3 separate regions of the Homo sapiens genome follow, and all the other regions are linked to region 2. A link is a loop called in an ENCODE intact Hi-C map of the cell type or tissue named here. Cell type or tissue: mammary epithelial cell. All regions are shown on one strand.

Region 1 (8,000 bases), 310 kb after region 2:
GTCTCATTTCCCAGGGAATGCTACCACTACTTACTGGCTGTGTGACCTCAGGCAAACTACTTAACTATTCAGTTCTTTAATTTCCTCATCTGTAAAGTGGGGATAATAAAGGAATCAACATGAAGCAATGTTGTGAGGATTAAATGGGTTACTATGTGTAAAACATGTAAAACAGTACCTGGCAGGTAGCATTACTATCTAAGTGTTGACTTTTAAGATTTTGAGTCAATTATCAGTTTTAGGATCAGGCATCACTTTTTCAGGGAAGGCTCCTCTAACTTCCTGAAGTCAAAAACCTTTATTCTAGGCTCTTTCCCACCTTTTCTCATAGCACCAGTCACAGTCATAATTTTACATTGATTTATGTAATTGCTTTTCTTAACCTAGATATTGACTACACAGGTGTTCACTGTATTCTTTTACTTTAAGCTGTACATATATATTTTTAAATTTTTATCAGATTTTTACACATTTTACTAGGGAATAATTGACATACAATAAGCTGCTCATATTTAAAGTGGACACTTTTATAAGCTTTCAAATATGTATGAAACTGAACCAATAGTCCCATAGACTGTTCTTTTGGATAAACATAGAAATTGACCATTTTGTTCTTAAAGCTTGAAACTCATATTTGTTTTATCTGAGTTCTTTCCTCAGGAAACAACATTCAGGCCTCTCAAAAAGGCACCAAAGAACTGAAACTCATCAGATCACGGCAGCAGATGCAGGACCCCCTCACTCACCATGATTGGCCCGTCCTAGTTGTTGTTTTCTTACATATTGTTACATTTCTTCCCTGCTAATATAAACCCCTGGTTTTAGTTACTCAGGGAGATGGATTTGAGACTGAGCCCCCATCTCCTCAGGTGCAACACCCAATTAAAGCCTTCTTCCTTGGCAACACTTGTCTCAGTGATTGGCTTTTGTGCAGTGAGCAGTAAGACCTAGACCAAACCCCTGGTGTTTCAGTAATATGTATACATTTGTGAAAATATCACCACAACAAAGCCTATCAAAATTTTATTTCCTGTAGAGCTCAAAGCCTTTGGAAATATTTTTCTTGTTGTTGGAGTACTTTTTCCAAATATAGTTTCAGACAAGATCTTTATGTGATGAATGTTCTGATGCCTTGTGTGACTGAGAGTTTCTGGTTCAGTCACACACCGATATAATAGTTTAGTTTTATGTAAAATTCTAGATTTAAAATTATTTCAATTCTTTGAAAAGATTATTCCATGTTATTGTTGCATGCCAGTTTTATTATTGTATCTTTTATGTGATTATTTGACTCATGCCTTTACCCACAACTAGACTATAAACTCCACGAAGGCAGAAGTCATGTTGTTTTTGCTCAATCTTGTACCTGAGTATCCAGCACAGTGCCTAATAGGTGCTATTCACATTTGTTGAGGGCCAGGCATAGTGACTTATGCCTGTAATCCCGTGCTTTGGGAGACCAAAGCAGGAGAATCACTTGAGACCAGGAGAATCACTTGAGACCAGGAGTTCAGGGCTATAGTGAGCTATGATCATGCCATTGCACTCCAGCCTGGGCAACTGAGAAAGAGCCTGTCTCTAAACAAACAAAACACATCATTGAATGAGAGTTAGTGGGAGGCAAGACTAGAAAGATATTTGGGATAATGTTTTGGATGGCCTTGACTGCCAGTTGGAAGAACTTACATTACATTTTGTAAGCAATAGATTTAGAGAAAGTTGTAAAATTGTGTAGTGACATAATTAGAGCAGCACTTTAGGAGGCTTTTCTGAGAGCAGTATGTTGGATATATTGGAGTAGGGGAAACCAATTACAGTGCCATAGCAACAATGTAGAAGAGAAAAATGAAGGCATTAATTCAGATGCTGGGTATGGGAATTTGAAAGTGAAGACATATTTGAAACAGGACAGAACTTCACAGGGGTTGCTGAACCTGTCTAGATGATTTCTAAATTTCAGCTGTGGATCAACAGAAATAGGGAATTTCAGGTAAGTTCTGAGTTAGGTTTTAAACGTCTTTTGTTTAACATGCTGTTGGAATATTCGTATCACGATAAACAGGAAAAAGCTGAAAATTTGTCTATAGAGCTCAGGACATAGGTCAAAACTAGAGAAATGGTCTATTTTTAAATAGGGCTGGTCAACTCTGTGTTCATGAGTATCAAGCCTACTGTCCACATTTGGATGGCACACAAGCTAAGACTGGTTTTTACACTTTCAAATGCTGGAGAAAAAAAGAAAAAACAAAAGAAAAATAATGTTTTGTGCTGCGTGAAAATTATATGAAATTAAAATTTTATCATTCCCAAATAATTATATTGGACCAAAGCAACGGTTATTCATTTTCTTAATGTCTATGTCTGCTTCTGTGCTACAAGAGCAGAGTTGAGAAGTTGCTTTAGAAACTGTATGACTTGCAAAGCCCAAAATATTTACAATCTGCCCTTTTACAGAAAAAGTTTACCACTGTGTACACACATTGCTGAGTTGTCAACTGTTGTCATTTTTTTATAAGGCAATTTGGCCAGAAAGGAGAACAAAAAATAATAATAGCTGTATTAAAGTAACAAAATGATGGATTTTTCCCTTCCCAAATTCCTTCAAGTATTTTGATAAGACATGTATAGTTTTTAAAAAAAAAATCTATTCAAGTATTTTAAGCTAAAGCAAATGAATTTACTGTTTGAAGAGTGAAATTCCAGGCCTATAATAAAAATTGGAAACTTCGTTAGGTCATACCAAGCAAAAGCTTATATAAGTAAAGCTGACTATAAAGTGTGTTGGGGAGCAAGAAACTAGATTCCACTTGTTCAGCCGTAGGGAGGAGCTGTGTCATAGACAGATCAGTCACTTCTGGTTAAAGGTTCAGGTGTGTGCTAGATTCAGAGGCACAGGAATTCAATTTATCCGTCTCCCAGGAGTTGACTTTTGAGCACAATTTTTCCCAATAAGAAAGGCCTGTTGGTATACCAAAGAGTTGTGTGGTAGGTATGAAGAGCAAATGGGCTGAGTTGAGGCTGTGAACAGTTGTCATTTAACTAGGATAGCTTCTTAATATAGGGACATAATTAGTCTGACCAGAGAGCCTGAATTGGTTAATCACAATACCTTCTGCTATAGATAAAGTAGATAAATATTGACAAATCATTGCTCTTTGGTTCTCACATTTTACACCCCATATTTATCATTATTCTTCAGTTATTGTAGAATGGCACTGTTGTAGACAATAATAAATATAAATAATAAACTATTCCTAAAGTTATCATTATATTTACTCTCTTTGATAAAATTAAGGAGCAGCATGGTCTTTTTGATGGAATTTGGAGAACACGCTAATATTATCAGTACCATTTGAAAAGTTAACTCAGAAAGTGACTTTTATTAATCTCTTTCTCTCTAAATTCTGAGGAGTTCATTATTTTTAGGAATTATGTGTTCAACTTATTGTGGGTACTTATTATATTTTGTGATGATTCTTTAGCTGCTTTGTCAAAAGGTGACAACTTTTTTCTTTCCCTTTAGCATGGTCAAATGACAGAGGTAAGGAATGTCACATCATAAAGCATACAAATTTATAGGGTTTGAGGTATATGGATTTTTTTTTCAGTGTATAGAGTGACTTGAAATATACTACAATATTTTCTGTGGTAACTTTTTAGCACATATTTTCTGATAGAATATAAGATGGAAGCTGGAATGGCACAATAGTATGCTTTCCATTTCAGACATATCAAGTCTGAGGGGTCAATGAGAAACAATACGACAAAGTCCAGAAATCTACTGGAAATGTGAAACTACACTGTGGGTAAAGGTGAGGCCTACAGACACTAGAGTTGGAAGTCAGGGCAGAGCAGCAGATGAAGTCAATAAGAGAATATGTGGAAATGGAAGAGAGGCCATGTGGTGTGAAGGGAAGATATATAAAGTATCTGCCATAGTGCTTGGCATGTGCTGTGCACCTTATACATGGTAGATGCTAACAGTGGATCTGCAGCTGAGGAACACTGGGATTACATAAAGGAAAAGAAGCCAGTGAGAGTGAATGTAGCGACATTTTAGGATATAAGGTAAATATACAAAAATCAATTATATTTATCTATGTACTAACAGTAAGCAGTTTAAAATAGAAAATTTAAAAATACTATTTACAAAAGAAACAAAAACCATGAAATACTTGGGATAACTCTAAATCAACTTCATTATTTTTCTCCTTTCATCTTCTATTTCTAATCCCATTCCCTCTCCTCCAGACACTAGAATTAATGCATGTAACATATGCCTTTACAATATGCTCTCCTAATACTTATTTGGACATATATGTATCCTTGAAAAAATACACAGTGGTCTTCCTGTGTATTTAATTTTTTTAATATAATTAGTGTAATTCTGGCCTTTTGTAATTTGGCCAATGTGTTCAGACAATTAAAAACTTACAAAACAAACAAAGTAAAACAAGACACAACCCCAAGAAGTTCAGGAAGTAACTGACAATTACTATATTGGAAGAAATAGTCATATACTTGTTATTTTGTTTCTATTATACTCCCTGGAGGCATTTGTTTTACATTTTTGGGGGGGAATTAAAGCTGTTTAAAGAATTTTCTTTTTTAGTGCTATACTGAGAAGTAATGGCAATATAGTTTTTGTCTTTTGTTTTTTTGGTGGTTTTGTTTGTTTTTGTGTTTATTTTGAGAGCTGGGATTCAGTTCTGAGGATTGCCTACAGGAAGACAATGCAGAAATACTCATGGACATTTCCATGACATATTTAGGAAGAGCTGCCACCTGCAGGTAAAAAAATGAAATAAATGCACTGGGCCTTTTTTTTCTTTTTGAATGAATGGAATTCATTATCACTACTTATTTTTCTTTATTTAAAATAATCTTGCTCCCTCTTTCTCCTGCCAATTTATGAATCTTTCCTGCCTCTCCTTTTCTTAATTCCCAATTCTTTCACTTTTTCTTTGGAAGAACATCATTCTCCTCACCTCCTTCATTCAGTCTACCTTCTACTCCACCAAAGACACATATGACAAGATGTCTAAAATACAGTGATTAATTTAGGGATTTAGTTTTAGTTTCAGTTTTCACACTTAGTATGTTAATGGCCCTAGGCTTTGTCACACATAAAACATTATCTTAGATTTTAGCCTCCAAACATTAGGAATATGCTTATTTGATTCTTTTTTTCTTGCTTTCATAGTTTTTTTTAAGTCTTACATTCAGCTTTCAGAAGTATCACTTTAGAATGGATTCACTATAAGGTCATAAACTTCTTTTATCATTTCTCTTAATCTCTGGGTTTTTCTGAAATTAAAGCTCTATCAATTCTTTCTTAAAGTTGTTTTTTTACTCAAGGCTATTTTTCTTTTGGTCTACAGTTAGATCACAGCTACCTGCATGAGGCTGCACTGACTGGATTTAAATATTCTAGTATTAGTTTCTATTACTTGTTTTTAAGTGGAAATAGCTTAATTTCCAATTAAAAATTTGTTCAAGACCTAAGAGAACTGTACTTTTACATTTGTATTGCTACATTTAAAATGAAGCAATATGTGTTAGTCACCCCTCGGTACGGTATGCTGACTAAAAAGTTGATTTCCGCATTTTAGTGGCTTAAAATAATAAACATTTACTTTTCATTCACAACACAATCCACTATTAGGACACCCTCTTTCTTCTTGTAGCTGTACCAGCTAGAACATGTGTTGTTCAAGGTTGCCATTGCAAGGAAAAAGAGGGATAAAAAAAGGCAACTTAGTTCTTAACTCTTTTATCATTTATGTGACATTCATTACTACCACTTACATTTTATTGGCCAAAAATTGTCATAAGTCCCCAAAGGAAGGCAGTGAAATATACACAAGCACATGGATATGTGATGAGAATTAGTAATCTTTATCACAGTACTTTTCTTGTTAGTCTTTGACTTTTTCTCACAGAGAGTAATAATATATGAAATGGAGAAAAAATTTTGAAACAAAAGAATTACAATCCGATCATATAACTTTCAAAATTAGTAAAGTAAGATTCAGAGGCAAATTAATACATATATTAGGCTTATTTTTAAAGCATAAAGTATACTCATACGAATCAACTTATTTTAAAGGGATTTGTAGAGATTTTAAAATACATCCACAAATTCTTTGCCATTCCTCCCTTCTAAAGGTGGAGACTGATTCCTCTCTCTCTGAGTATGGGCTGCACTTAGGGACTCACTTCTAATGAATTGAGTATGGTGGAAGTGATAATGTGCAGCTTCCAAGATGAGATCATAGAATGCTTTGTGGCCTGCTCCTTGCTCTCTCTTTCAGATCACTGGCCTGGGGGTGGGGCGGGAGCCAGGTGACAAGTTGGGAGGATACATGAAACAGCTCTATGTGCAATGAGGAACTGAGGCCTACTGCCAATAGCCATGCACGTGAGCCTTTGTAGAAATGGATCCTCCAGTTTCAATCAAGGCTGTGAATGCCTGCAGCTCTAGCAACTTCATGAGAGCTCCTGAGCCAGAGCCACCCAGCTAAGTGGCTCTTAAATTCCAGATTCACAGAAACTGAGATAATAAAATTTTTATTTTTAGTCACTATGATTTGGGGTAATTTGCTATGTAGCAGCAGATAACTAATTCAAGGTTATAAGAAAAGTCTATTTTATTGGCATAAACATTTTGAAACTGACCCAATAGTCCCATAGACCAGGGGTCCCCAGCCCCCATCCATGGCCTGTTGGGAACCGGGCTGCAAAGCAGGAGGTGAGCTACGAGTGAGCATTACCACCTGAGCTCCATCCCCTGTCAGATCAGTAGCAGCATTAGATCCTCTTAGGAGTGTGAACCCTATTGTGAACTGTGGATGCCAGGGATCTAGGTTGCATGCTTCTTATGAGAATCTAATGCCTGATGATCTGAGGTGGAACAGTTTCATCCCACAACCATGGCCCTCACTGTCTGTGGAAAAATTGTCTTCCACGAAACCAGTCCCTGGTGCTAAAAATGTTGGAGACTGCTGCCATAGATTGTTTTTTTCATAAACATAGAAATTAACTGTTCTGGTCTTAAAGCTTGAAACTTACATTTATTTTATCTGGGCTTCTTCCTCCAGAAGTCCTCTTAAAAAATGTGTCAAAGAACTGAAACTCACAAGATCACTGCATCCAGACAATGAGATGGCAGTCCCTTCATTCATTATGATCACTTCCTTACCCCTCCCTAGTTGCTGTTTTCTTATACATTGTTACATTTCTTTCCTGCTATATAAACGCCTAATTTTAGTTAGTCAGAGATGGATTTGAGATTGATCTCCCATCTCCTCAGCTGTAGCACCTGGTTAAAGCCTTCTTCCTTGGCAATAATTGTTGTCTCAGTGATTGGCTTTATGAGCTGTGAGCAGCAGGACCTAGACAGAATACCTGGTGTTTCAGCAACAATTTCCTATTGAATGCTAAACAAAAATATTTTAATTAACAACTTTTTTCTTTGTTTCGATACAGGGTCTTGCTCTGTTATCCAGGCTGGAGTGCAGTGGTACAATTATGGCTCACTGCAGCCTCAACCTCCCAGGCTCAAGTGATCCTCCGACTTCAGCCTCCCAGGTAGCTGGGACCACAGACTTTTGCCACCATGCCTGGCTAATTTACATTTTTTATTTGTTGTAGGGCTCTCACTATTTTGCCCAGGCTGATCTTGAACTCCTGCACTCAAGCGATCCTCCCGCCTCAACCTCCCAAAGTGCTGGGATTATAGGCGTGAGCCACCATGCCAGCCTTAATTAACACCTTAAAATGAAATTACATGAATATGCCATGTGTGTAGGGGAAGAAAAGAGAAATGAGGGGTTCAGCCCCATTCAGTGATTTTATTGTCCTCTTATTATACTATATTAACAACCAAATAATTACAGAGAAAACCCCAGAGAATTTAGATGTTTTCATTGAAATCTACCAATAAAACATAGAAATTTAATAACTGCTGTATATGCCCAACATTAAAAAAGGATTCCCAT
Region 2 (8,000 bases):
TTTTCAAAAGGTATAAGCTGCAAATAAACATCTAAAAAAGTGCTCCAGAAAAACACTGAATCCTTTGGTCACCCAATGCAACCTAAAAATATGGAGAAAGACTAAGTAGAGAAAAAACTGCAAAAGAAATCATTCCTTTAGAGGATAACTTTGTCAAGAACACTCTTGTCAAGAGCACTGACACAGCCTTGCCATAGCCATAGACTATACACTGTCCAATAAGGAGGAGGAGGAAAAAGTGATGGTCTTCATCTCTATGAATGCTATCTTGACCTAACTTTTAACTTGGTTCTCCACACTGATTAAATTACCTGGGCGAGTAAAGAAAAATCACTTTGTGTTCTGCAGATACGTATCTTCTTAAATATCAAATTAAAGAGAAATTCCAATGCCAGCAAGTTGTGACTGAAATAACTATCTAGATATTCTTTCTTGGCCAAATACTTGGAACCAAGAGATTACTACTGAATTCTTAGGAGGCTGTATCCATATGTTTCTTATTATTACTTTAAAAATTCTATGTGGTTTATTTCACCTCTATTTTATTAGGGAGAAAAAAGCACTTTGAATTTTTGGGATGAGAGGGAAGGAAAAGGCTTTTAATTTATTTTTGAGATGGAGTCTCACTCTGCCACCCAGCTGGAGTGCAGTGGCATGATCTTGGCTCACTGCAACCTGGCCACCTTCCAGGTTCAAGAGATCCTCCTGCCTCAGCCCCCCGAGTAGCTGGGATTACAGGCAAGAGCCACTACGTCCAGCTAATTTTTGTATTTTCAGTAGAGATGGGGTTTCACCATGTTGGCCAGGCAGGTCTCAAACTCCTGACCTCAAGTGATCCACCTGCCTCAGCCTCCCAAAGTGCTGGGATTACAGGTGTGAGCCACTGCACCCGGCCGGAAAAGGCTTTTATTTCAATGAGGCACTACTCCTTTTTCAGAAACAGTCCCTCTGTGTTGCTCAGGCCATAGTGCAGTTGCACCATCTGGTTCAGTGCATCCAGGAACTCTTGGATTCAATTAATCTTCCTGCTTCTGCCTCCCAAAGTGCTAAGATTGTAGGCATGAGCCACTATGCCCAGCTGGAAACACAACATTCTTGATGCCAATTTTATAAGACACTGAGAGCCAAAGGAAGACTCAGAGAAGAAATCAAAATACCATGTGACTTTTTGGGTGGCCAGAAATTTATCTTAAGAAACAACACGCTGAAACCTAATACAATTTCCTTAAACCTCTGATCATTTGTTTTCTGAGAATATTGTTGGTCTCAAATCCAATGTAACTCAAATTATTTGAAGTATAAGAATAAGACTAGGCCGGGTGTGATGGCTCATGCCTGTAATCCCAACACTTTGGGAGGCTGAGGTGGACAGATCTCTTGAGCTCACGAGTTTGAGACCAGCTTGGACAGCATGGCAAGACCCCGTCTCTGCAAAAAATACAAAAATTAGCTGGGCATGGTGGCACACTCCTGTAGTCCCAGCTACTCAAGAGGCTAAGGTGAGAGGATCACCTGAGCCAGGGAAGTCGAGGCTGCAGTGAGTGAGCCGTGATCATGCCATTGCACTCCAGCCTGTATGACAGAAGCGAGACCCTGTCTCAAATAAAGAAAGAAAGAACTCACCAAATTCATGCAGATAATAAAATTATAATTTTCTCCACCTTTTAGTGGCATATTAGAATCTCCCCAGCTGGGAAATTTGAAAAAGAAACAAAACAAGGTGAAAGCTGTCTTCTACTTAGGATATTAATAGGGTTTGGGTTTCGGTTAATATTGACATAGAGTTTTATTTTTTATTTCTAGTCTATTTTGTTTTTACAAAATTTCTTAGTAGACTTTTACCATATAGCCTTAGAAAGGTATCTTGATTTTTCTGTACATTATTGTATTGTGAGATTAATCTTTTTCTTCCTTCAAGAGAAAATGAAGCCTCAAATCCTCAAAAATAAAAACCCTGGAGAAAAAGAGAATTTGCTGAGAAGAATGCCATTATCCTCTTGCAAATCCTTTCCTTTCTCTTATTCTCAGTCCTGCTGTCTCATGCACCCAACAATAATACAACATAGTTTCAGCGTGGTGACTGGTGCTATAAAAATGCAGTTAAATAGAAACCCACAGTTGTGTCCTTCAGGATAAAGATGGCTTCTGTCACAGAGAAAGCCAAAAGCCTAACAACATAGGAAAGCAAAACTCAGAATCAAGTATTTTCTGAATCCTGATTATTTTTAAAACAGTAGCCATAGATGCTATATTTCCAAGCACAAAATGAAAAAGGAAAGTTTTTAATTATGGCTGAGGGCAGGTCAAGAAGAAACACATTTAAGAAAGATTAGACACAAAGAATTTCCCGCTGGCAAGTGTTATTAAATAAAGGAATGTATTACTTTGAGACTTTTTTTTTTTTTTTTTAATCTGGCTGGGCACAGAGGATCATGCCTGTAATCCCAGCACTTTGGGAAGCTGAAGCAGACAGATCACTTGAGCCCAAGAGTTCGAGTCCAGCCTGGACAACATGGTGAAACCCCGTCTCTACTAAAAATACAAAAATTAGCAGGGTGTGGTGGTGCTGTCTGTAGTTACAGCTACTCTGGAGGCTGAGGTGGGAGAATCGCTTGAACCTGGAAGGAGGAAGTTGCATTGAGTGGGATGATGCCACTGCACTCCAGCCTGGGTGACAGAGCAAGACCCTGTCTCAAAAAACAAAAACAAACAAACAAAAAAAATCAAGTATTTCTTTAGAAATCCACCAGAACCCTATGATGAGGTCTCATCTCTCTGAAAAGTTATGTGATCCAGCATTGAGGAGCTTTCCTTTCTCTGTCCAGCCCCAGGAATTTTGATTTAACAAGAATACTGAAATTGCAATGTATGTTCCTCTTCTCTACAACAGTGTTTCCATTGATAGTTCAAGAATGAGTTTTAAACGTTTGTCTTAAAATTACAGTATCCCATGTCAGTGCAAATGGCTCAACTCCTGGGGCCTTAATTTTAACTGTGGATGAGTTCTACGATATAACTTACCCCACTTCAGACATCTCTGAACTGAAATTTCCTTCCAATGTTTGACAGAGACTACAAAAGAAAAGGCATTCTCCAGAAGGCTGGCATTTTAAAAAATAACAACTTCTGATTATGAATGTTCCAGTATTTACCTAGAAAACACAGAGATAAAAACTTAACTTACCACTACTCAATGGAAAAAAAACCACTATGAATATATTTTTCACTCTAGGATGTATGAGCTTATATGTCTGTCCAATCATTTAGATACAAATATCTATAAACTGGGGTCATACTAAACATTATGAGATTAAAAAATTAAATATCCATCAGAAATATAATTTTAATGTCTGCATGACATTTTGTTATTGTAGCAATTATATGTAAATACATTTACTACCAAAATTTTGTAGTAAACTATTGTATAATGTATTATTAGTCTCTACTGTTGATAAATGTGGGCAACTTAAATTCGTTCCAATTAACAGGTAAAGTGGTAAAATGGTAAGTCCTTAAGTTACCTTAGATCCTTGGGAAAGCACAGTAATTTGTTGACGAAGTTAAGGACAAGTAAAGTCAAGTGGGAAACAGATGAAAATGGCGAGCGGAAATAGAAGTTTGGGTGTCTGGACCCATGAACTAAGGCCTAAGGCAAATGATGCTGAACGCCTCTCTGTCCCCGCCCAACGTTTTACACTCGGGACATCTAGCTAAAAATGAACATCAAATACCAATTCGGATGATAATTAAAATGTACTGGGGGAACGACAAGCAGTCTGGAGAATGAATCTGAACGTGGCTCTGGGTGCGTAAAGAAAACATCTGTACAGACATGATATAATACACAAAGTCTGTACCCACTCAGTGCATCTGAGTCCTTTTGAGCCTGGAGACCAAGTCCTTTTCCCCAGCCTATTGGGTCTTGGCGTCACTTCTAGCTGATTTGCTAAATCCTCAAAACAAAAGAAAACGAAACCCGTGGGGCTTAAATCCGGTTGTTCTTAAACTTGGCAACTATCAGAACCCTAGGGGAGGTGTTTTGTGTTTGTTTCTTTCGGCTTTTGAAACTGCAGGTGAGGACGTGGCTGGGCACTGTGCGTTTGTAACCTGAGCCGCAGGTGAAGCTTCCCAGAGGGCGTCCCCGGACCGACCTCGAGGAGACCCCAAATCCACTGTCCCCCGGTGGCCGGCTGTCTTGGGAGCTCCCCCGCGGCCCCGAAGCCCCGCGGTGCTCTCAGGATACCCCCTCGACCTCCGTGCCCCACCAGGGGGCGCCCCGACTTCGCAGCGCGCCCGCCGTGAATCGGCTGCCCTCGGGCGGGCCCGGCCCTCCAGGACCAGAGCGCGTCCTGAAAACGCTCAGGTGCGGCAGGAAGGGAGTGTAACCCCGAGAGGGGCAGCAGGCTGTAGGGGGCGCCTCCTGCACACCTGTCAGCGCTCCGGCTCCCTCGGACACCGCTCTCGCAAAAGATCTTGTTTTGTGTTTTGTTTTAAAAGTCTTCTCCGCCCCCATACTGCTTGAAGGCGTAAATGAGGGAGGGGTGGGAGGGGTGGAAGGGGGAAACGGAGAAAAGAGACGCTGGCGGACTGAATACCTTCTTTAAATTACTGCTGACACCTCGGTTCCAGGCCCCTAAAATCTCAATCAACAATCTATTAGAACTCAACAGGAGTAAAACTAAATCCTCGTTTAAGTGTATTTATCCGATCTCCTTTCTCTCTTTCAAATGCTAAATCCATTTCAGCATATGCCCCCTTCTTTCTCTCGCCTTTCTCTCAAGATTGGCAGCCCATACCACTCTTGTAAATATGAAAGATGCTAATCATATGACATATCACGTCTCCGTCGGAGCCGGAATAAAGCCTTCAGATTTGGGATCATTGCCTCCAGACAACAGCTTCATCAGCCGGAAAGTTGGTTTTTTTTCTCCTTTCCTTCAACCCTCAATCCCTTCTTTGTCTGGAGGAAAATGCAGCCGACTCGAGCCACCCAGGCCATATGGTTCACTCTGTATTTTCTTAGTTGAATTCTGAATTGTTTCTGTGACTTGCGAAGTTTTTTTGGAAGTGCGTGTAAAGACATAGAAGAACTACTTGCGCAGGGAGCGCTGCCCGGGCGCACCGCGGCCGCCCCCTCCCGGCCTGGAGACCCGGCCCTGGCTCCTCCGCCGAGAGCTGTACTAGCAACTGCGTTATCGCAGGGTCGTTTCTACCAGGCAGGCCACAGCTGTCTGGTTCGCGCCTGGTGCTAACGCTGCGCCTCGCTAGGCGCCTGGCACTCGGTAGGCGCTCGAGAAATACTTCGGGGGGAAAGAAAGAATGGATAAATCAGCAATAAGTGTCAACCCCCAATGTTTTAGATTCTAAAGTATATCTTTAGATCCCTGAAAATAAACCATACCCCCGTCTCCCAACACTATTGCATTACACAGTTTTATTGTTACATACACGTATCCTTTTCTGATATATAAAACAATTTTTTTCTGTAGACACGGTCTCACTCTATTGCCCAGGCTGGAGTGCAGTGGTGCGATCTCGTCTCATTGCAACCTCCCGTTTCCGGGCTCAAGTGATTCTCCCACCTCAGCCTCCCGAGTAGCTGGGATTACAGGCACGTACCACCAAGCCTGGCTAATTTTTTTTTTTTTTTTTTTTTTTTGAGACACAGATTTGCCCTGTTGCCTAGGCTGGTCTCAAACTCCTGAGCTCAAGCGATCTCGGCCTCCCAACGCGCTGGGATTACAGGCATGAGCCACCGCGTGCCCGACCACTAAAACGATTTTTAATACCTTTTGAATGTAAGCTCTGTGGGGGTAGGAATGTGCGTCTTGTGCGTCGGTGTTTCCTGGGCCTAGTACAGTGTTTGACATACACTGGGTGTTCATTAAGTGTAGTTTGAATGTAGGAAGGAGAAATGATTCAATGAATCAATTAAAGTAATAAACTGATATCCTTTTCCCAAAAGGTACAGATTAAGGAAGAGTCTCTGCTAAAGATTCGAACTTATTTACCTCAACATCACCCTTTTAATTTGTATCAGCAACAATAAACGATACATTTATTTCCAGAAGAGAATTAAGTTTTGTTTTGTTTGTTTTGGGTATTTTTTTTTCCTTAGTGGGGAAAGGAGAGGGAAAATCAGCTTTCAAGATCTTTATCCATTTCTCAAAGTTCTGTGTTTTCCAGGTTAGGGACGGTCCCTGCGAGGGAGCAGGCTGCCAAATTTCCTTTCTCTCTGTCTAACTCCTTACACAAATCCCAAAGGGCCCTTTCACCAAATCATTAAATTCTACAGAGGTGGTCAAGCTCGCACTGCTTTTCATGAAACGCAGAAAGAAAAGGGTCCTTGAAGTTTAGAAGATGCCCAAGGAAAACTCCTTGAATGACATCAAAAGAATGAGTTTCCATAGCTGTTGAAGCACGAGGGCAGTGTATCCGCACAAAGGGGGATCGGGGCACTGGGACGGGCCCACCGCTCTGTCCCAGGACAATTGGGTCACTGAAATAGGGAATTAATTACCATTGGAGAGTGGGCAGCCCATTCACCACTGGCTGAGTTTTATTAAACGCCAATATAAATAACAAAACAACTCTTGTGGCTGCACTATTCCTACACGCCAAAGGAAGGATTATGCTGGGGATTAACATCTTAAAGTCTATGAGACTTTCTGACTCAAGGCTCGGAGCTGGTAATCGTGTTTGTCTCCTGGTTCAGCGATTAGTGCTCTCTTTCTTGCACTTTCCCCTGGATAGCCAATGTCCCTTTTTGCAGGCACCGAAGGGTGGGGAAGAGGTTCTCTCCCTAGTGGGCCCTCAGCTCTCCATTCACGCGCTGGCTGTTCTTTTCCCCTTACCTGAAGAAAACAATCAGAAAGCTGGCATGGATTGGCAAAATCTCCTACGGTAATTTCTTTCCTTCGTGGGAAAGAAGAGGGACATTTGGGTAGCGGGTTGCCTCAGGGATAAGAAGTCTGCGGAGCTTTGCCTTCCCCAGAGCAGGTGGGGATAGGGTATAGCGTCTGCGAAGAAGGAAGTGAGCCTCCTAGCACCTGCGGGGCCGATTCCGCGCTAGCAAGCTGACTGACCTTGTGTGTCAAGCCGAATCCCGGAATGTTTGGCTTGGAGGCACCAGAGCACGTCGTGCGGGCTTGGGGCCAGGGTCTCTAGAGTGGGGCTTGGGGCCTGGGGGATGATCTTCCCTGCCTTCTGTCTGCTGTGGTGGATGCCGATTCCTCGGACGCGATGAAAATACTGAAGGGGAGGGGCTGGCGCAGTGAAGCGCAGTTCAGTGACCTGGCCGGGACCTCTCCAGGGCTAGGTTCAAGCCGAATCCTCCCCGGACAGGATTCAAGGGGAAAACGTGGGGGAGACCGAGAATACCATGTGGGATGCAGTAACTGGGGATCGGGGCGAATTTACATTGTTTTCTCCTTGGCTTCCTTGGCTCCCGGATAGGGGACCGTCAGAAACTCCGAATTCACACTCATTCCCAGCGCTCACCACTATCAATAACGAATCCTAGCGTTGCAAGGGGTGCTCTGCGGAGAAAGCTAATTGTTTCCATACCAGGCTCTCCTGCTCTGGAAGCTGCGTTTCTAGCCTGCAGCGAAGAACTAGAGACCGTTGATGTAAAAGATGTTTAGGATTTACCAACTTTTTCCCGCCATCTTTCCATCTTTCTGAGAACTCACTCGGAGGATTAGGATTTGGGTTACAAAGCCCCCTTGTCAGGTACTTCATCTTGTTATTTTAGCAGAGAGTAGACACGCCATCTCCTTTGGCCGACGGTGGTTTACTGTGAATTGGGGGACAGGCTCGCTGGATAGCCAAACCTTGGCTTTTGTCCTCTCAGGGAAGGGCGCCCTCTTTCGCGCCCCCGACAGTCACCTGCAACAGCAAGGGACTAGCGCGGCGACCATTTGTCCTCTTTCGCAACTTGTGAGGTCGAAGTGTGGAGGGAATGTAGCCTATGGCTCCACAGCAACACCTACCCTAAACTT
Region 3 (8,000 bases), 250 kb after region 2:
TGCAGTAACAAATGACCTAAAAAATCTCAGTGGCTTATTGGAAGAAGGGTTGGTTTTTTTGCTAATATTAACTGTCCTTTATGTATCTGTCTTCGGCTCTTCCCTCTGGGACCCAGACTGAGCTGCTCCTTGTGGGAACTGCTGATGTTTTGACAAAAGAAAGAGGGAAGGTGGAACTACACAGTGGCTTTTAAGTTTCTGCTTGGAAGTAAGTCACTGCCATTCATGTTTCATTGACATGGTTGTTAATGAAGTGGATCATCATTTTAAAGGGGCAGAACTGGTAGGGACAGGCCTGCAAGGATGGGGTAGCAAATATTTGACACTAAAGCAGTCTGCCTCAGTGTTTGTTGGATGGAGTCACAATTGTGAACCCAGAGATTCATCAAACCCAGACAATTGATCTGCCCCAAGACACTCATAGCCACTGATGTATAAACCAGAATGCCATTTTTTCTCTCTAACAGTGGATAATATATCTGTCCTGGGGACTGAGTATAAGAACCTATATGGGGTAAGCTTTTCTTGTGGTTGATTTGCTCAGAAGACTGAATTATAAAGTAATAGCTTATATAAAGCATACAAAAACAAAATTTGGATGTTACCAAAAGACTATTTAGATCCAGAATACACCATGGTTTTTAATACAGTTCTCCTTTTGGAATTCTTATCGCCTGAAGTCCAAGAATGAACTAAATTGATGGCAGCATATTGTAAATAAAGCTGGAGATCACTTACAGATTTCTGACACTTCTTTTCAGGCTCTTGTTAATAGCAAATGCTTTTCTTGTCGACTGCTAATGCATCATCCCATGACTTATAATTATTCTTTTATGCTGTCTGCTTCCTGAATAATGAGACTTTATTATCATAATTATAGTGTCTTCAAATCACAGTGTAATATGGATTAACCAGTTTTACCCATTGTGTGTTAATTCTTGCTGACTTTGGCTTCATAGTAAGTTTTACCACCCCTAGCACAGGATTTTGAGGATTTTTCTCAGTTTTTCTGCTTATAGCTGGACATCTGTGGCCTGCTTGGGTAGAGCAATATGATGCAATAATGTTCAAAAATATATTATGAAAATAAAATTGAAGATGCATTTTCAAATCAATAGAAAAGAAATATTGCTTAGCTATGTCATTTGTTGGATAATTGAATAAATTGAGAGTTTGATTCCCAGCAGCAAAACTTTGTAAAACAGAAGGAAAGATTATATTTTAAAAGTAAATAGCAGGGCTGGGAACGGTGGCTCATGCCTGTAATCCTAGCACTTTGAGAGACCGAGGGTGGGTGGATTGCCTAAGCTCAGGAGTTTGAGAGCAGCCTGGGCATCATGGTAAAACCCTGTCTCTACTAAAATATGAAAAATTAGCTGGGAGTGGTGGCGCACACTTGTAGTCCCACCTACTCGGGAGGCTGAGACAGGAGAATTGCTTGAACCTGGGAGGCAGAGGTTGCAGTGAGCCAAGATCACGCCACTGCACACTGCACTCCAGTGACAGCAAGACGCTGTCTCCAAAAAAAAAAAAAAAAAAAAAAAAGGAAATGCCAGCAAGATAGAAAGGGAAAGAAAATATTCTTTCTGGTTTTTGTTTTTTATATTTCAAACCAGCATAATTTTGATGCCAACATCTAATATAGATGGCAAACAAAAAACAATAAAACTACAAATCAATCTCACTTAAGACTGATTATCTCCAAACCCCAAATCAGTATAAGCAGACAGTGTCCGGTAGCTGCAGCAAGGGAGAGTCATCCAAGGAATGCAGGCGGCACTCAGCATCTCTCTGGGTACTGGTGTAACTTCTCGCCGTGCTACAGTTACAGAATTCTGTGCAGCTGTTAAAGAATGAGGTATATTTGTAAGTGTAGATATGGGAAAATTATCACCCATATGTATTATTAATTGAAAAATTGGTCAGGCATAGTGGCTCACGCCTGTAATCCCAGCACTTTTGGGAGGGCGAGGCGGGTGAATCACCTGAGCTCAGGAGTTTTGAGAGCAGCTTGGCTAACATGGCAAAACTCCGTCTCTACTAAAAATACAAAAATTAGCCGGGTGTGGTGGTGCGTTTCTGTAATCCCGGCTACTCAGGAGGTTGAGGCAGGAGAATTGCTTGAACCCGGGAGGTGGAGTTTGCAGTGAGCTGAGATTGCGCCATTGCACTCCAGCCTGGGCGACAGAGACCTGTCTCAAAAAAAAAAAAAGAGGAACAAAGAAAGGTTCAGAACTAAATATAGCATGTTTCTATTTGTGTAAGAAATTTTTTTCTCTGTGGAGAAATGTGCTCGTATGTGTGTTTGTGTGTGTGAGAGTGCACACATATAGTTATGCTGGTTATGTAAACAAAATTTCTCTAAGGATAAAAGTAGCTTTTACAGTGGTTGTACTCTAGGAGAGAAAGACAAAGAGTTCAGGTGGGGGAGAAATACTCTTTTTTTTAAATCCTTTGTTAGTGTTTGAATTTTAAAATCATGTACATGTACTTTTAAAAAATTAGTTTTAAAATGGCAATTCTCTGTTGAAGTAACTTCACAAAAATTTTAGTAGCTATTTCTCCTGTCCTGTTATACTGCTTTTAAGTACTGTACTAATTACCAAAGATATATGAAGTGAAGTGTAGGTGGAGGGCACCTCGGGCCATCGGCTCTCAAGGGATGTGGTTAACAACAGTTGGACTGTGCTATTTGTAGTTAATGACAGTTTGTCCATCCAGTCATTGAGTACCACTGACAAAAATAAATAATTCTGATACCAGTGCAGGCTGTGATAATTAGAACCAACTCATGGAGACTTATATTCTTAAAAGTAATGTCTAAAATTTGAAATTATAGAATAAAATAACCATTTAAAGCATTTACTATTTTTAATCATTTACCTGTTAGAAATCAAAGTGAGGATATAAAGGATAAATGTTACAATTGTTTGTTTATAACTATTAAGTTTTTTTCTTTAACCAGGTTTCACAATTCATAATATATTTAATTATAATCCAGTTAATAAACTATGTTTGCTTTATGTATATATCCTCTGAAGGTATTCAAACCAAAGAGATTTTTTATTTCCTAATTTTCTTTTTAAAGTACACCTGTCATATTTTCTCTGGGCTCAAGTCACTCTATTTAGGTGAAAGAGGAACTGAGGTTTCTTTATGCTTCCCTCAAATCATTTTATTATCAAAAATCATTCTTTGTTATTGTCTGCATTTTATGTATGGTGTTATAGTCAAACTAGAAATGAAAAAGATAGGAGAAGCTAGTGTAGCAATTTTATAGGGCTTGGTATAAGATTTCACATATCTACTAGTTCACTGAAAGTATTGTCTATGTACTGTTTTCTTAAAGTCCAGATAAATTGCCTATCAGATGATGTTCATCAAAACGTTAGAATCAAAGTTCTCAATGCCTCAAGCATAAGCAGAAACTAACATGGTAATTTAATTATTGCAGGTGGGCCTTGTGCACATCATGACCAGTTTTGAAGATGCTGACACAGAAGAGACAGTAACTTGTCTCCAGATGACGGTTTACCATCCTGGCCAGTTGCAGTGTGGAATATTTCAGTCAATAAGTTTTAACAGAGAGAAACTCCCTTCCAGCGAAGTGGTGAAATTTGGCCGAAATTCCAACATCTGTCATTATACTTTTCAGGACAAACAGGTTTCCCGAGTTCAGTTTTCTCTGCAGCTGTTTAAAAAATTCAACAGCTCAGTTCTCTCCTTTGAAATAAAAAATATGAGTAAAAAGACCAATCTGATCGTGGACAGCAGAGAGCTGGGCTACCTAAATAAAATGGACCTGCCATACAGGTGCATGGTCAGATTCGGAGAGTATCAGTTTCTGATGGAGAAGGAAGATGGCGAGTCATTGGAATTTTTTGAGACTCAATTTATTTTATCTCCAAGATCACTCTTGCAAGAAAACAACTGGCCACCACACAGGCCCATACCGGAGTATGGCACTTATTCGCTCTGCTCCTCCCAAAGCAGTTCTCCGACAGAAATGGATGAAAATGAGTCATGAACACAGAAAGTCTAAGAGGAGAAATATGATGGATGAAGAGCTCTGTAGATGCTGTATAGACACTAAATAAGAGTTGATTAGGGTAGTATATTATAGTCATCTGTTATGCTGTGAAATTTGGAATTCAGTATTATCATTTTGAAGTCTGTAAATTGTGTTAGTCATTAACTTAGTCACCTGTTGTATTCTGGATCTACACAAAATTATTTTAACTGCTCTTATTAATCTGTGAGGATTAATATACAAAAAGTATCCTTTGAGATGAAGTCGTGTTCTCAAAATAAGGTTATATTATTTTCTTTTTCTGCTTGATTTTCATCTTGTGTTTTGCTTTGTTTTTGTAAGGAACCATCTCTTGGTTTGGTCACATCAGTTCACAACAGCCATTTGTTTTCAAGGTCAAGGCTCCAGGCAGGTTGTTACTGGTGTTTGCAGCCTGTCAGTACTTGCAGTACTGGAATAGGTTCTAGGCTAGTGTCTGCGCGTCACTGTGGTTTTAGCATGGGAGGACTTATTTGAGAAATACTACCTTACTTTTCTATGATTTCTTTTTACAGAGTTATAGTGTGTTTACTCCTAAGATGACAGTTCTCTTTGTCTATATTCAGCATCTAAGACAAATATTTAAACATTTTAAAGAACCACTGTGTTAAGTTTAGGATTATTTACTTACCAAATTAGAAGTTTGACTTTTATGTGTTATACACAATCTTAAAATTTCACGAATTCACCTTTTTAATAGTATCCATGTACATAATAAAATCAAAGTTTAATTAGCCATTTTCTTTGAATTTTTTTCTAAATAAGGGAAATAACTGTTCTTGGGCCACTTTACAGAGATAAATGTATGTGAATGTTTATGATAAACGCTTAAATATTTCTAAAATATTAACTTCAAAAAAGTCTTTTTCAGTTCTTAAATAAAAATTTATTTATTTAAGATACTTATTCGACTTATCTTAACTAAGGTAGCTATGAATGTTAAGTAGATGAGGTAACCATTCAGTTAAGTTAAATTGTAGCATTGCCAGGTAGTGAGGCTCACTGTACAATTTTCCAGGTAAATGAAATTTCCTGTAGTAAGAGGTCCGTATTTTTGTAACAGCCTTTTAAAAATGCTTTTGGGAACCCTCCAGCCTCTTACCAAAAGAGGCTTTAAACCTCATCTTGATTCAGACTGTCAGTCTATTCCTGGGCAGTAGTATGTGATGTCCAGCACCCTAACCCCGACTCCCCAGCCCTGGGACTATTCCAGTAGAGTGAAATATTTGTCCCTGTACAAAGTGGCCTGAATGACTGTTGGAGTTCCTGTGTCTGGTTTTCCTGTTTATTCCCTGTGATGCCCAGAGTAATGGCCCATCCAAAGATGTCCAGATGTCCATGTGCTAGTCTCCAGAACTTGTAACTGTGTTGTTATGTGGCAAAGGGGAATGAAGGCTGCAGATGGAAGTAAAATAGATTATGCTGGATTATCTGGGTGTGCCCAATTGATCACCGGATCCGTAAAAGTGGAAGAGAGGCAGATCAGGATGTCAGCGTGATGAGGTGTGAGACAGACTTGACTTGCTGTTGCTGGGAGGAAGGGGAGGTCATGAGCCAAGGAATGTGGACAGTCTCTTGAAGCTGGAAAGTGTGCATTGGACATCTGGAAGCCAGAAAAGACAAAGAAATATCCAGAAAGGAACAAAGTCTTGTGGACACCTTGATTTTGGTCCAGTGAGAATATGTTTGACTTGTTAACCTACAAAACTTTATGATGATAAATTTGTGTTGGTCGTAAGCCACTAAATCACAGTAATTTGTTATAGCAGCAGATAGAAAACTAATATACTCCCTTTAATATAAGGTTATCTACTATTGATTCTTTCTAGGATTTTAGCTTCTGGTCTGATGTGGGTTTACAGCCAGATCACCCGGCTTGAATTGCTTACAGTGTGTAGTCTCATGGTAAAGGCGTTCTATGAGTGAAGTGTATATACTTTAATGTGTGTATACTGTCACATTTTGACTATTTTGGAAGACTTTCACCTCTGTTTCTTGTCTTTGAGGCTGATGAATGTGTTTCTAAGTTATAAATTTAATATTAAGGGATTCATGTATTATTGTTATTGAATCCAAACAATGTGTTAAGTAATATTTAGGGCCAGAAAAATCTTGTACAGAATAATGATTTCTCCTAATGTAAATCTTGGAAAGGGTTTTGTTCAACTTGAGAAATATTAAATTTTTTATTCTATTTTCTTTTCTTCAAAGATTGGCAAAGGAGAGAGTGGGTTGCTAAAAGTTTATATTGTTCTCCAAAGAATAGAAACACTTTCCATAGCCCAACTCCGGTAGTAAATAATAATGAACGCTTTAATAATGAAAGAGCAATTGGTTAGTATTAGAATTGTTTTGATTACAAAGTTAGCATCTCTGCCTGAGCTACCCAACCCCAAAGCGGGGTTGTTAGAGGAAAGCTACCATATTTCATAGAACCGAGGAAGGAATGCAGCAGACCTCAGGTGAGATTCGAATGCTCTGGCTCTGACCCTCAATGCATATTGGCTCCATGGCCACCTGTAGCTCCCAAGTTTTACACGTTATTGATCCCCCAAAGAGACCTGATCTCTTGATTTCAGTTCCAGGGACGGGTCAGCTTGGGTCAGGTGCCCACCCCTTCACCAATCAACTTGTCTCAGGTAACGCAGTCACATTATATAATGGCTGCTCTGGTCAGTGATCATGTGGATAGATACAGCATTTTCTCAAAAAAATGGTCACAGGGGTGGGGGTGGGGCAAACAAAAATATTGGTGTTTGATACAAGGTACTGAAGCTAAGATGTGAAACCTTCCATATACACTTTAAGGACTTCTTTGTCCCTGGAAAGTGATTTTTCTGGGGCTCCTTAGGTAGAGAGGTGTATTAATGGTGCCAGTGTTAGAATCCTTGGCAGTCTCTTCTTGAACCTGCAACTCCAGTGGTTAAATCTCATAGGCCATATAACCATTTTCTAGAGAATTCTGTTCCTACTATCTAATGCAGTAACTGACTTAAAAGTAAGTATTACTGTTAGACTCTAACATAAGTGGTGGTATTTGTTTTAATGGAGGTGGGATCAGGTATGTGTTCACTTAAGCTTTACATTAAAAAAAAATTTATATGTGTAAATAAATATATATGCCTTGTAGAAAAATTAGCCATAATCTTACTACCAGAAGAGAACTACTGTTAACTTTGTGTGTGTGTATATGTGGTGGATGGTTTTATGTTACCTCCTGGCTCTTTTTATGTTTCCAATTCTCTAACACTTGTTTAATTAATTACTTATATTATTAAGATAACAGGCTTTGTTATTATTTTACTAAGTGGACCATGATTGAAACTATCAGTCTCCATTTCAGGTGGTGACCAAGATGAGCCCTACGACAAGTGGGTGGAATTTAATAGGTTTCTAGTTGGTATGGGTTGTCCTCAGATCCAACCTATTCAACCTACATGAAAATACTTATTTGTCCTTTACCTCTTAAGCAATGAACTTAGGGCTGGGAGCACTGGTGAAGAAACTGGGATGGCATTAGGTTCAGCTCTGTTGCTGGTTTCATAATTTTGTTGCTGATGGAAGGCTACCAAGGGACTAGAGATGAACCAGTTTGGCCCTGCTTAGTGGCAACAGTAAAATAACTGCTTGAAGGCCCAAATCAAGACAGTGACTTTTTTTTTTTTTTTTAGACTACTCAAGTGCAGTAGTCAGAAGGGGGGAAAAGAGTAGAACAAGAAATTCAATCTGTAACTGACTATGAACAATCAACTGAGCTAATTCAACAGTGACATTTTAAAACAGAAAACTTCTGAGATTAGACAGTCACAATAAGGTGTGACAATGAAATTTCCCCTTAGTTCACAGTACCTTTTTATAATAATATCACTTTCGGCATCTTGAAAGTTTTTTAATCCTTCAAAGTTAGGTTAGACACATTCTTTTTTTTTTT

What was found. Peaks named below come from ENCODE experiments on the same cell type or tissue, not always from the same donor. Only the 100,000 strongest peaks of a DNase experiment are listed, where the experiment ranks them.
Region 1: it touches region 2 in a loop (17-fold over the local background); 19 of 110 quality-filtered maps call a loop at or near these places.
Region 3: a loop joins it to region 2, with 8 times the contacts of the local background. A loop is called at or near these places in 4 of 110 quality-filtered maps.

What each region holds. Positions count from the first base shown.
Region 1 is chr4:112,211,660-112,219,659 of GRCh38, reverse strand. No RefSeq gene overlaps it. Among named protein-coding and RNA genes, the nearest start is that of AP1AR, 16 kb to the left of the region's middle. RefSeq lists a silencer at 6,133-6,427. In mammary epithelial cell, a CTCF peak has its summit at 4,773 (motif pointing left); a DNase peak (open chromatin) is centred at 5,659; H3K27ac peaks cover 810 bases.
Region 2 is chr4:112,520,331-112,528,330 of GRCh38, reverse strand. NEUROG2-AS1 (NEUROG2 and ZGRF1 antisense RNA 1) reads right to left here. Exons shown (of 4, transcript NR_161159.1): 2 at 3,022-3,152. Among named protein-coding and RNA genes, the nearest start is that of NEUROG2, 8.2 kb to the right of the region's middle. RefSeq lists silencers at 4,168-4,387, 5,038-5,157 and enhancers at 6,309-7,008, 5,957-7,097. In mammary epithelial cell, CTCF peaks have their summits at 4,343 and 5,137 (motif pointing left); a DNase peak (open chromatin) is centred at 4,360; H3K4me3 peaks cover 1,376 bases; H3K27me3 peaks cover 940 bases.
Region 3 is chr4:112,273,889-112,281,888 of GRCh38, reverse strand. It overlaps TIFA (TRAF interacting protein with forkhead associated domain), which reads left to right. Exons shown (of 2, transcript NM_052864.3): 2 at 3,455-7,352. The coding sequence starts at 3,473. The coding sequence ends at 4,027. Among named protein-coding and RNA genes, the nearest start is that of TIFA, 8.0 kb to the left of the region's middle. RefSeq lists an enhancer at 2,131-2,360. In mammary epithelial cell, no CTCF peak of the experiment used is centred here; DNase peaks (open chromatin) are centred at 3,958 and 4,478; H3K4me3 peaks cover 624 bases; H3K27ac peaks cover 2,869 bases.